Regions from separate parts of the Homo sapiens genome. Here region 2 is linked to region 1. Evidence: chromatin loops called from intact Hi-C (ENCODE). Cell type or tissue: MCF 10A. All regions are shown on one strand. Each heading gives the region's core, and the rest is flanking DNA. Links, peaks and the distances in the headings are about the cores only.

Region 1 (5,371 bases), core at 324-5,323:
AAAGTGCTAGAAGATGCACTCTATAGATCATTAAATTCATGCTTTTAAGGTCCCTGGAGCCTGTCCTATTAGGACACAAGTCTTCAGCTTTTTAAAAAATTTTCCAATTCTTTGAGCTTCTTCTTTTACTTTAAATAAACTCTGAGTCTTCTTTTGCTTCAGTTAGCTAGAGTCAATGTTTGTGGCTTAGAGTCAAACAGCCCAGTGAACACCGGATGGGAAGGATTTGGCCAGATGAGCCCTAAGGCCCCTTCCAGCCTCGCCACTTTGAATGGATGAGTGAATGAATGAATGGTTGATGGAACTGAACCAGATCCCTTCTAGTTTGAGCTCTGAGAGAAAGTCAAGTGACGGTGGTGGGAGGCAGGGGGAAGGTGAGGAATGTGACCACTGCAGATGCTGATCCCAGAATGACCAGAGTTCTGCGAGGACTAGGATTAGGACACGCTCAGGGAGCCTGCCCCTGCTGAGCGCTTCTTTTCTGACTGGCTGAGTGACCTGAGGGAAGCCATGCAAGCTCCCGAGGTCCCATTTTCCTCTCTAAGGAGAGGATTATTCTGTGCTCTTTGCTCCTTCCTCTTCTGTAGCTAAATTAAAATGCACGCGTGACTAACAGCAGCGCTGGGGTGGTCTGCGTGGAGTGCTGCCTGTTGGGCTGTGAGCAATTTGCCGAAAAAGTCTTCATCCTGGTAATTTGGGCCAGATGCTTCAGTGCAGACCCCGCTGACTCATCAACAGCCCTGCCTTCCTGAAGACTGAGCTGGGGGTCAGCTCTCCACTCATGCCATCTGCCTTTCCAGAAGCACCCTGCTGGAGGGGTGCGGGGGAGTGGGGGGCAGGAAGAACACGCACTTAGGGAGACTACTTGGTGTGGGGGGATCTGAAGGATGGGGAGTTATTTTAGCTGGCATGAACATTTATCGGAAGGAGGAATTGGTATAAGTGATTGTCTACGTGTGGGACTCAGGGGGCTGTGAAACTTGCATGCATTTGGAAGAGGAAATGTTCAAAAGCACCAGTTCACGATATTTTCACAGCTGTTTGGGAAGCAGTCTGTGGGCAGAAGCAGCAAGCTCAGGGACAAGTGAGAGAGCTGATGGTTTGGCAAGATGGGCAAAAGGCTCTTTATAGCTTTGCACCCTTTGTTCTTTCTGCTGCTCTCGGCTTCTCTTTCCTCTCATTTTTCCAGATCCTCTGGACTTCTGGGTTTCTGCCTCTTGTTTCCATATGTCACCTTCTGTGGCAGAGCACATTTTGGTTGCAACTGACTATTCCCCAACTTGTAACAACTTGGGGACACAGTGGGGCTTTATTGACACCTGGAGTCAAACCCTGAATTTGAACAACCAAGTTTTAGAAAGGGAAGGTTGCAGCTGGATTTCAGGAATGGCCGGAACTGGGACTTGAACTCTGTTGGCGGAGCCTCATCTTTGCTTCTCTCTGTGTGGTGGTTTTATCGTCTCTTACCATAGACCAGCTTCTGCTACACGGTCGGAAATGTGATTGCCAACAGGTCCCCGGTTCACCTTTTGTAATTCTGACGGCTGGAGAGGGGCTGGCTTTTACTTTCTTTTCTTTTCTTTTTTTTTTTTTTTGAGACGGAATCTTGCTCTTTCGCCCAGGCCAGACTGCAGTGGCGCTATCTCGGCTCACTGCAAGCTCCGCCTCCTGGGTTCCCGCCATTCTCCTGCCTCAGCCTCCCGAGTAGCTGGGACTACAGGCGCCGGCCACCACGCCCGGCTAATTTTTTGTATTTTTAGTAGAGACGGGGTTTCACCGTGTTAGCCAGGATGGTCTCAATCTCCTGGCCTCGTGATCCGCCCGCCTTGGCCTCCCAAAGTACTGGGATTACAGGCGTGAGCCACCGCGCCTGGCCAGCTTTTACTTTCTCTATCCCAAGTTGAATTAGGGAGAAAGCTCAAGACTAAAAATCACAGCTCTGCCAGTGACTATCTGTGTGACCTTGCAAGAGTTCATCGCTCTGAACAGCAGTTTTCTCGCCTGAGAAGTGGGAATGAATATAGCTCCCAGATCAGAGAGGCAGGTATTGGCTGGTGGTTGGGAGCAGAGGCTCTGGAGCCAGAACACCTGGCTACAATTTCAGTTTTGCTGCTTAGATGCAGTGTGACTTTGGTCTGGGTCCCCAATCTGTGAATGTCCCAGCTTTCTCATCTCTAAAATAATGGGGATGATAATGACACCTATTTGTAGGGGTGGTGTGAGAAGTAAATGAGTCAATGCTTGTAAAGAATGTAGTTCATTGAATGGCATTTGGCAGACAATCAGTGCTAGCATTTACTCCTTGCTGTCTCCACAGTTCTTGGTGACATTTCTCTAGGGCCTCCCCATGGCTGCCACTTAACCAGGACAGGCTGTGAGCTCTGGGCCATTCCCTCTGCAGCCAGTGGCCCCTCTGCTTCTTTCTCTGCTACTCCAGAATGGAAGTGAGTAAGAATTGAGAGTGATGTTCTTATATTGAATCTGTTCTGATTTATAGTTTTAAAAAGTAGCCATTCTAGAACCTTCGTTCCCTATTATGAGTGGATTGCTTTTAAGAGTAGCTTCTATTCTGAGCACTGCATCAAATGCTCCATATTCATGATTTAATTGTAACAACAACACAACCAGGCAAGAGTTCCTAACCATCCCCCCACCCCTTTTTTAAATAGGTTAAGGAAATGCACCTGTAGTTAACTAGCCAGAGATCATGCACCTGGCTTATGAAGGCGGCATGATTAAAACCCAGCTCTGTCCGGCTAGAGGCATCTTCTGGGGAAGGCTGAGCCGAGATTGAGCGTGGAGACCACGTTTCCTGGAGCCCCAAGGCCTGGGCATCCTGGTGGCCTCGGCGGGAGCTTCTCATCTGCCTCAGTCTCCCCTGCTCCCTGAGTCAGGCAGGCCTGTTTGCATAGAAGCTTAACCTCTGCTGGCTGGTGTTTTGTTTGCTCACACACTGACTTTCACTCTGTGCGCCTTTGCCTTGACTTGTTTCCCAACTAGAGAATAGGTTCTATGTGGTGGGTGTTGTGCCCAAAGTCTTTGTCTCCCTCACTCCCCTCGCCCAGGGCAGGAGATGGAGCTCCGCGCCTCCGTGATCTGGGCTGGAGGAGAGGGAGAGGAGCGCGTCAGTCCCGCTCCCCGCCAGGCGGTGGCGCCAGTGTGCAGGCCAGGCCGGGCTCAGCGTGGCTGTGGCGGCTCGGCAGCTGCAGCCCAGGCTCCTCAGTACCCCACCGGGAGAAGCACTCGTTCTGGGCGTTACCTGTGGGGGCAGGGGGCAAGGGGAGAGGCGCAGGGGAGTGGCGAGGTTGTAGCAGAGAATGTGGGCGTTCGTTGGCCCCGCGGTTTCGGGCTCCTGCTTTCTGGGGACAGCCAGCATGGCCCTGAAGTCCGCCGCCCTTCAGAGCGCGCCCCTCAGAGCCCAGGGGTGCCCGCGCCCGCTCCGGTCCCTCCGCCTTCTGCGGAAGGAAAACCAGGCCCTGGCTCGCTGGGACGGGTCCTTTCGGGGACTGCGGCTGCTTCCCTGTTCGTAGACTCAGCAGCCGGCGATGTGACTTCAAGGCCCCCTCGAGCTCTGCCTTCTTAAAAAATAAAACGTAGACCTCTCCTTAGCCATGTGGGTTATGTGAGAGCAGCCTGATGTGGTGCTGCTATTCATTCATTCATTAGTTCATTCACTCATCTGGGATCGAGAGCATGGTGTGCCAGGCACCTTAGCAGAGCAGAAGACAGAGCGAGAACCCGGCAGACACCGCCACTGCTCCTGTGGGATCTGAGGTTTAGTGGGGACACAAGGAATTGAGCACATGGCACGGAAAGTGCCCTTAAACCAGCCCGGGAAGATGAAGGCGAGCTTCCTGGAGGAAGAGGCACCTAAGCTGATGACTGAAGGCGAGAAAGAGTTGACAGGGCTTAAAAAGGGGGGTGGGGGTGGGATTGAACATGAGGCCTCAGGGACTCCTTGTTTTTTCAGCGGGTGTGGGGAGCTGGCTCTGTGCTCTCCCATTTTTGTCACTGAGTGCAGAGGCCCATGACCTGGGTAGGGAGGAAGCTTATTTCCGTCTGTCCCTGTGCAAGGCATGCACAGGGTTAGGACTCTGATGAAATCGAATTTTCTTTCTCCCCAGGAAAACGATGTCTGTATGGGTCTCCCCGGTTTTGCCCACAACTGCAGGGTCCTATGGATGCCCAGTGGAGCCCACGGTGAGAACCTGAGGGTGAGGCTGAAGAGACCATGCTCCCCTGTGGTAAGTACCTGGCTTCCTGAACCGCCCTTCCTACCTGCTGCCCCGGTGACTCTGCCGGCCTGTGTGTCTACACAGGCTGTGGGGAGGGAGGTGCGGGGGGTGGGCTCTGCCCTGGCTACTCGCCTTGCTTCCATCTAGTGTGGCTCTGCGGGGCGAGCCTACTCCCCTTAGGATACCCTTCTGGTTTTGATGGCGTGAGGCAAGTGTCATTCTTGGCCCACAACAGCACCCCAGGATGCCCGGTGAAACACAATGGGTTTTCCCAGCAGGGTGGGGTGAGCTGTGCCTGGCTGGGCTGGCCTCCCTGCTTTCTTCATTTGTGGTCTCTGAATGACGGGTTCCTGGCACCCATATCTTGGGGCCACCGGGGCGGGGCTTGCTGCCTTTCCCCTGCTGTTTGGTGAAGGGCCGAGACTGCCAGTGTTCCCTGCCAGGCCAGTACTCCTCCTCTGGTGGCCTCCCCTGACCAGACGAGGGTGGGAGGCAGTGCCCTGGAGGAGAAAGGGCTTGGGGGTTGGGAGCAAAAGGCTGAGGGGCTGGCCATTTTGGGCTCTTTACCCACAGCAGGGTTTTTACAAAGTCCTGCAGGCTAAGGTGTGAACCTTGGTTTCCTACTATAAAACAAAGATGCCCATGCCTATGGTGACTTGGGTGTAGTATGAAGCTATGAGATACAAGGACAGTGACAGTAATGATAACCAGGGCTGCTGCTTATCAATTTTTGCTAAGCCAGCTCCTGTGCATGGTCTTTACATTTGTAAATCATGCATGGGGCATAGATGTGAGCTGTCTACATACTGAAGAGCACAGTGTTACTGAGAGTGGGGTGGTGATGACTGCTGTCCTGGGCTCCCTAGACCTGGGTGAGCCCAATAGCAACCCCAGGCCTCCTGTGTAACCTAGACAAGTCCACCTCCTCTCTGGTGCTTATGCTTTATCATGGAGGCGTTTGGCCCAGATGACCCATGAGGGTCCATCCTGTGAAGTGGCCTTGGGAGTGTCACCATCAGGAATCTGCCAGGGATGCTGAAGGCAGGGGACAAGGAGACCAAGGTGCTGGTTATTGATGACAGGTGAGGATGGGAACCTGGTGGAACCAAGATCTGACCCTTGAAGGGCCTCCAAAT
Region 2 (5,371 bases), core at 261-5,260, 140 kb before region 1:
TCTCCCTCCCACCCCTGTCCCCCTCTCCCTTTCCTGTCTGCCTCACAGGGGAGGGTCTTCTTCCCCCACCTTGCAGCCCATTCCCTGCTCTCCTTTTCCTACCGTTGTGGTCCTTGGCAGCAGGGGCGGGGGTGGGGATGCATCCTGGTCATTGGGGTCCCCCAGGTCAGTTCAGCTGGACCAGTGCCTCTCAGCAAACACCACCTCCAGACCCCACCAGGAGAAGAGGCCTGGCTGCCACAGGGAGCAGGGCTGGGAGCATCTCAGAGCTGCTGGGCGACCAGCCCCGCGTCCTGGCATCCTGGGCCCCCTTGCCTTCATCAGGCGTGGAGTGGATGCCTGGCTGTGGGATGCTCAGGTGGCAGTAGGCCAGCAGCAGAGGAAGCGGGGATAAGGGGATGGCCACAGGCTTGCTCCCCGCTGGGCCCAAGGGCAAAGGTCAACCTCTCTGGACAAGGGCAGTTTTGTTGCCGGGTTCCTCCCACGCCTTGTAAACTTGAAGAGGCCCTTGCAGGGTAAATGGTGCTGTTTGACTTGAGTGTTTGCTTGAGGGATTTGTGGGGCTTCCCGGCCCTCTGCATGATTTATCTCAGAGGAAATGAGGCAGCCCTAGGGGAGGGGGCGCCATGGTTGAGAGCAGCACACAGGTGTTTTGTCCATATGTGTGTTTTGCTGGGGAGGGCCTCTGCCTGGCATCCCCATCTCTGGGTTTGGGCAGTCCGAGTGCACCTTCTTGGATTCTTCTAGGCTGTGTCAAGAATGCCCAGAAGACCCTGACAAGGCTTGGTTGGGGAATCTAAGTAGAGGGTGTTTTTGCATCTTTTTTCTTTACTAAAATAGTGTGTATTCTTTAGTTAAAATAGAAAAAAAATCTTCAACCAATGTGGGCAGCCACCCACCTACTCAGATCCAGCCTAGCTTTGTGGAAATGACCATCCTCTGTGTAAACCATTGGGATGGATGTGTATCCTTGTAGATTTTTTTTTTAATGTCACATTTAATACCCATATAGTTTAATTTTTATTCCCTGAAACCTGCTTTAAAAAAAAATCCTACAATATATCATGGGTTTCCTTACATTTTCTGTGAATTTGCACATACAAAAAGGTCCTTGCTTGTTTTGTTGTCTGTCAGGTGTTAATCGAATTCTGTGTGGAGCGTCTTGGTGGTCAACATCTTCCCATGTTACAAACCATGTTTCAGTGGACACACATGTCTTTGTGTTCTTTTGCACACATGTTTTGAAGTTTGAGCCTTACAGGTAGAATTCCTGGGACCAGGGCAGTGCACATGTTCTCCTAGGTCCTGCTAATCTATTTGGGAAACCTCTCAGGCCCCGAGAGTCTTCTCTCTCCTCCTCCTTGCCCTTTCCCCTGTCTTTAAAATATACTTTCTCTTGTAATTCATGAAAGTTGATTTTCTTGTCCCAGGTATCCTGAATGAATGCCCTTTGATGGGCCTGGAGGAAGGAAGAGAGGAGAGGGGTTTCCTGGTTGCTGAAGGGCATCCCTTACAGAGAAGCCCACAGAGGAGTGTTCTGACCAATGTAGGGTACAGGTAGGAGGGTTGGTCTCTTCCTGGCCTCCCTGCAGGGAACAGCTTAGACTGTGGCTGTCTTTGTGCCTCCCCTGTGCAACTTCCACCCATTTCTCCTAAGCCCCTTGAACTCACAGGCCAACTGTCCCGTGCTCAGGCTGGAGGGACATCATCTCTAAAGACTGCTGCCTGCCTGAGTGGAAAAGTTGACTCTCAGGCCAGGCTCAGGGCTCACGCCTGTAATCTTAGCACTTTGGGAAGCCAAAGTGGGTGTATCACTTGAGTCTAGGAGTTCAAGACCAGCCTGGGCAACATAGTGAGACCCCCATCTCTACAAAAAATAAAAAATCAGCCAGGTGTGGTGGGGCGTGTCTGTGGTCCCAGCTACTTGGGAGGCGGAGGCAGGAGGATCACTTGAGCCTGGGAGGTTGAGGTTGCAGTGAACTGTGATCACTTTAATTTTAGAATTCTGGGCCAAATTTAAATATTCTCTCTTCATTAGCTTTTGCTGGGAAGCTAAACATTTGACTGTAGTTAGGTGTGTGTGTGTGTGTGCGCACTCGTGTGTGCATGTGCATGTGGAAATACCTACCAAGAACATAATCCTCTGATGGCGAGAGGGAAAAATTCTAGACCAATAGATTTAGTTTTTTGGATTCTCCGGAGTTAACCATGACCTGGTTCCCCAGCTTTGTTCAGAGGCTGTTGGTTACATAGTACAGGCCTGGCACTGAGTCCTGTTTGTAGAGAAAGGGTGAGAAGTGTTTGGGGCCTGCGAGCCTCTTTGAGTATCTGGATGCTGCCCTGTGGGAACAGGTTATTCTGTTTGACTCCAAGGCTAGAGTGAGAACCAGAGGTTAGGAGTTGCAGGGAGGCGGAGTAGCTCCCGGTGAGCACGACCCTATCCCAAGGAGCTTTCACTTGTGGAGCAGGCCGAGGGTGGCCGTCATCGTGGTGGAAGCAAGCAGTACGGGGCCTGATCTCTCTCTCTCGGTCTTCTGACCCGAGGATCCTACCATGTTATGAAGGCTGGGGGGAGCAGCTGAAAGGACCTCGAGGTCTGTGACCCACCCTGTCGCACTGGGAATTCGTGGCCCACTCTCACGGCCCTTGCTGGCAGCCTGATTCACACGGCCCTGAATCATCCCTGGATTGTCACACAGGCCCGGATCCAGGCCCCTCAAGGTTAGCCATTCAGGGGACTGCAAAGAGGCCAAACCATGGTATAGACTCCTGATTCTGCCGAGCACTTGTGGAGGTGGGCTCTGCGGGCTACCACCCAGAACCGGGCTTTGTGTCATTTCAAGGCTGCCTTTGGAATGAGTTTGTTTCTGAGCTGGGAAGGCGGGAAGCCGCTGCAGGAGAGCGTTGGCTCGTCTCCCCGCGGCTGCCACCTTGTGGGGAACTCAGGCAATGACAGCCTCCTTTGTTCCCCAGCAAAGCAGACTCATTTGGAGCCAATGGGGTTCTCACTTGGCTTAGGGGATGTTTAGACAGTAAAACATTTGAGGTAATTTTTTTTTTTGAGACAGAATATTTCTCTGTCGCCAAGGCTGGGGTGCAGTGGCACAGTCTTGGCTCACTGCAACCTACGCCTCCTGGGTTCAAGTAATTCTCCTGCCTCAGCCTCCGGAGTAGCAGGGATTCCAGGTGCCTGCCACCACACCCGGCTAATTTTTGTATTTTTAGTAGAGACAGGGTTTCACCATGTTAGCCAGGCTGGTCTGGAACTTCCAATCTTGTGATCTGCTCACCTCGGCCTCCCAAAGTGCTGGGATTACAGGCGTGAGCCACTGCGCCCGGCCTGAAGTAATTTTTAATTGGCATTTTTGAGGTATTGCTCACCAATCAGGGCAATCCAGTTTAGATGCTGGACCTTTCCAGATGTGGGTAGAAGGCGTTGGTTGACCAGATGTCAGGACTGTCCTTCACTGACCCAGTATAGTCATGGTGAGCCCATTCTTCGTCTTTTTTTTGAGACGAAGTCTCGCGCTTGTCACCCAGGCTGGAGTGCCATGGCGTGATCTCGGCTCACTGCCACCTCCGCATCCTGGGTTCAAGCAATTCTCCTGCCTCAGCCTCCCGAGTAGCTGGGATTACAGGTGCCCGCCACCACGCCCAGCTAATTTTTGTATGTTTAGTAGAGACAAGGTTTCACCATGTTGGTCAGGCTGGTCTCAAACTCCTGACCTCAGGTGATCCGCCTACCTCGGCTTCCCAAAGTGCTGGGATTACAGGCATGTGCCACTGTGCCTGGCCAGGGCTTTTTTTTTTTTTTTTTTTTTTTAAAGAAAGATTTTAGATGTAGAGTGGGCACTGTCAGTGAGGTTCTGTTTCTCAGTGTGCATTCCTGTTTTGCAACAGTGATGCCATTTTACAAAACAGTGAAGATTTTGACTGCCTGAGATACCTGTGTACTGCTTTTTAAAATAAGTTCTGTATTTTTGGTGTACTAGTAAGATTTCCCTTGAAAGAAAATGTTCTGCTTTAAAAATAAATAAAGGAAAAAGAATGAGCCTGAAATGAACCAATCCTCCCTCCCTCTCTCCCTCCCTCCTTTCCCTTTCTTTCTCTCTCTTTCTCTTTCTCCTCCCCTTCCTTCCTTCCTTCCCTTCTTCCCTCCTTCCCTCCATTTCTCCCTCTTCCTTGACTTCCTCTTTAAGAGTCTACAGTCCTAGAATCTAATGCTTAGGTCTTAGAGGAAGACCTTACTTTCTTGTTGCTATGATTCTGACTTTTAAATTAAGCCCTCTTTTGCTTTTTGTGTTTTTCGTGTTTATTGAGAGCTGACCCTAATTCCAAAGGGAGTGTTCCATCGTCCCAGCTTCTGGTTCTCTAGGCTGCAAACGCTTGATAAACCAGGCTGCCACTGAATGAGCCAGGTGATTCCTCGGCTGTTGGAGCTGGAAGGGCCAGACAAGCTTTCCTGGTCTAGCCTGGGCATTTGAGGAATCCGGAAGCTGAAACCCAGAGAGGTGGAGTGACTCACCCCAGGGCTCAGATCCCATGAGGTGCTTAGCCAAAGCCAGCAGCCCCCCTGGCAACCTCTTAACTCATCTTCTTGGTTTGTTTTTTTCTCTATAACAGCACCCCAAATGAACTTTAGTGCCTGTCATTTAGAGTAGAATGCTGTCTAGCTTAAAACCCTCCACAGCTTCCTGTCTCACTCAGGAGACAGTCTTCACTGTGAGGCCTGCGGCCATGGCCACCCCCATGCCCACACCCACTTCTCCAGGTCCCCTTTGAACCCACCTCCCCCTGTGCATTGGGCTCTTGCTACTCCGCCTTGCCCCTCTCTGTCTCTAGAACACGCCTGCAGGCCCTGCCTCTGGGCCTTTGACCCTGCCCCCCTCTCTGCCCAGTGTGCTCTCGCTGCTCTTCTTCATTTGCCTCTGAAGTCGCCTTCTTCAAGAAGCCTCTTCAGCCTTAGCCTCCCTCACAGACCTCCACTCTGCTGCTCAGATGGCTCTCTCCAGCCCATTATTCTGTTTTATTTTTTATTTTCTTGATAGTTCTTACCTTGCTCTGAAGTTACTTTATTTGGCCTATCTGTGTGTCCACACCCTCCAAATTAGGATAAAAGGCCCACAGGGCACAGCGTCTTTCTGTCCTGTCTGGCATCACCAGCCCCTAGACCAGTGCTAGACATATTAGGTACTTGCATGGGATGCGGGGGGACCCTACACCATGGAGGGTCACCCTAGGGCTTTTGAGAGTCTTTAGGTCCGATTTACATAACCTGATTCTGGGCTATGTCACTTTCTGGGAGGACTCAAAAGATTCAGTATGTAATTATACTCAATGGCTGACATTTATTACAACAAAAGTACACAGA

What was found. A loop is a pair of places that touch in the nucleus more often than their neighbours do. Peaks named below come from ENCODE experiments on the same cell type or tissue, not always from the same donor. Only the 100,000 strongest peaks of a DNase experiment are listed, where the experiment ranks them.
Region 2: it touches region 1 in a loop (4-fold over the local background); 12 of 110 quality-filtered maps call a loop at or near these places.

The regions. Positions count from the first base shown.
Region 1 is chr10:77,709,379-77,714,749 of GRCh38, reverse strand. LOC105378372 (a long non-coding RNA gene) reads left to right here and starts at 4,062. Exons shown (of 2, transcript XR_001747510.2): 1 at 4,062-4,244. RefSeq lists a silencer at 1,920-2,151 and enhancers at 4,268-4,457, 4,828-4,887. In MCF 10A, for the core only: a CTCF peak has its summit at 3,144 (motif pointing right); a DNase peak (open chromatin) is centred at 3,139.
Region 2 is chr10:77,844,387-77,849,757 of GRCh38, reverse strand. The region is part of intron 5 of DLG5 (discs large MAGUK scaffold protein 5); the gene reads left to right. Among named protein-coding and RNA genes, the nearest start is that of DLG5, 80 kb to the left of the region's middle. In MCF 10A, for the core only: a CTCF peak has its summit at 2,942 (motif pointing left); DNase peaks (open chromatin) are centred at 2,917 and 4,487.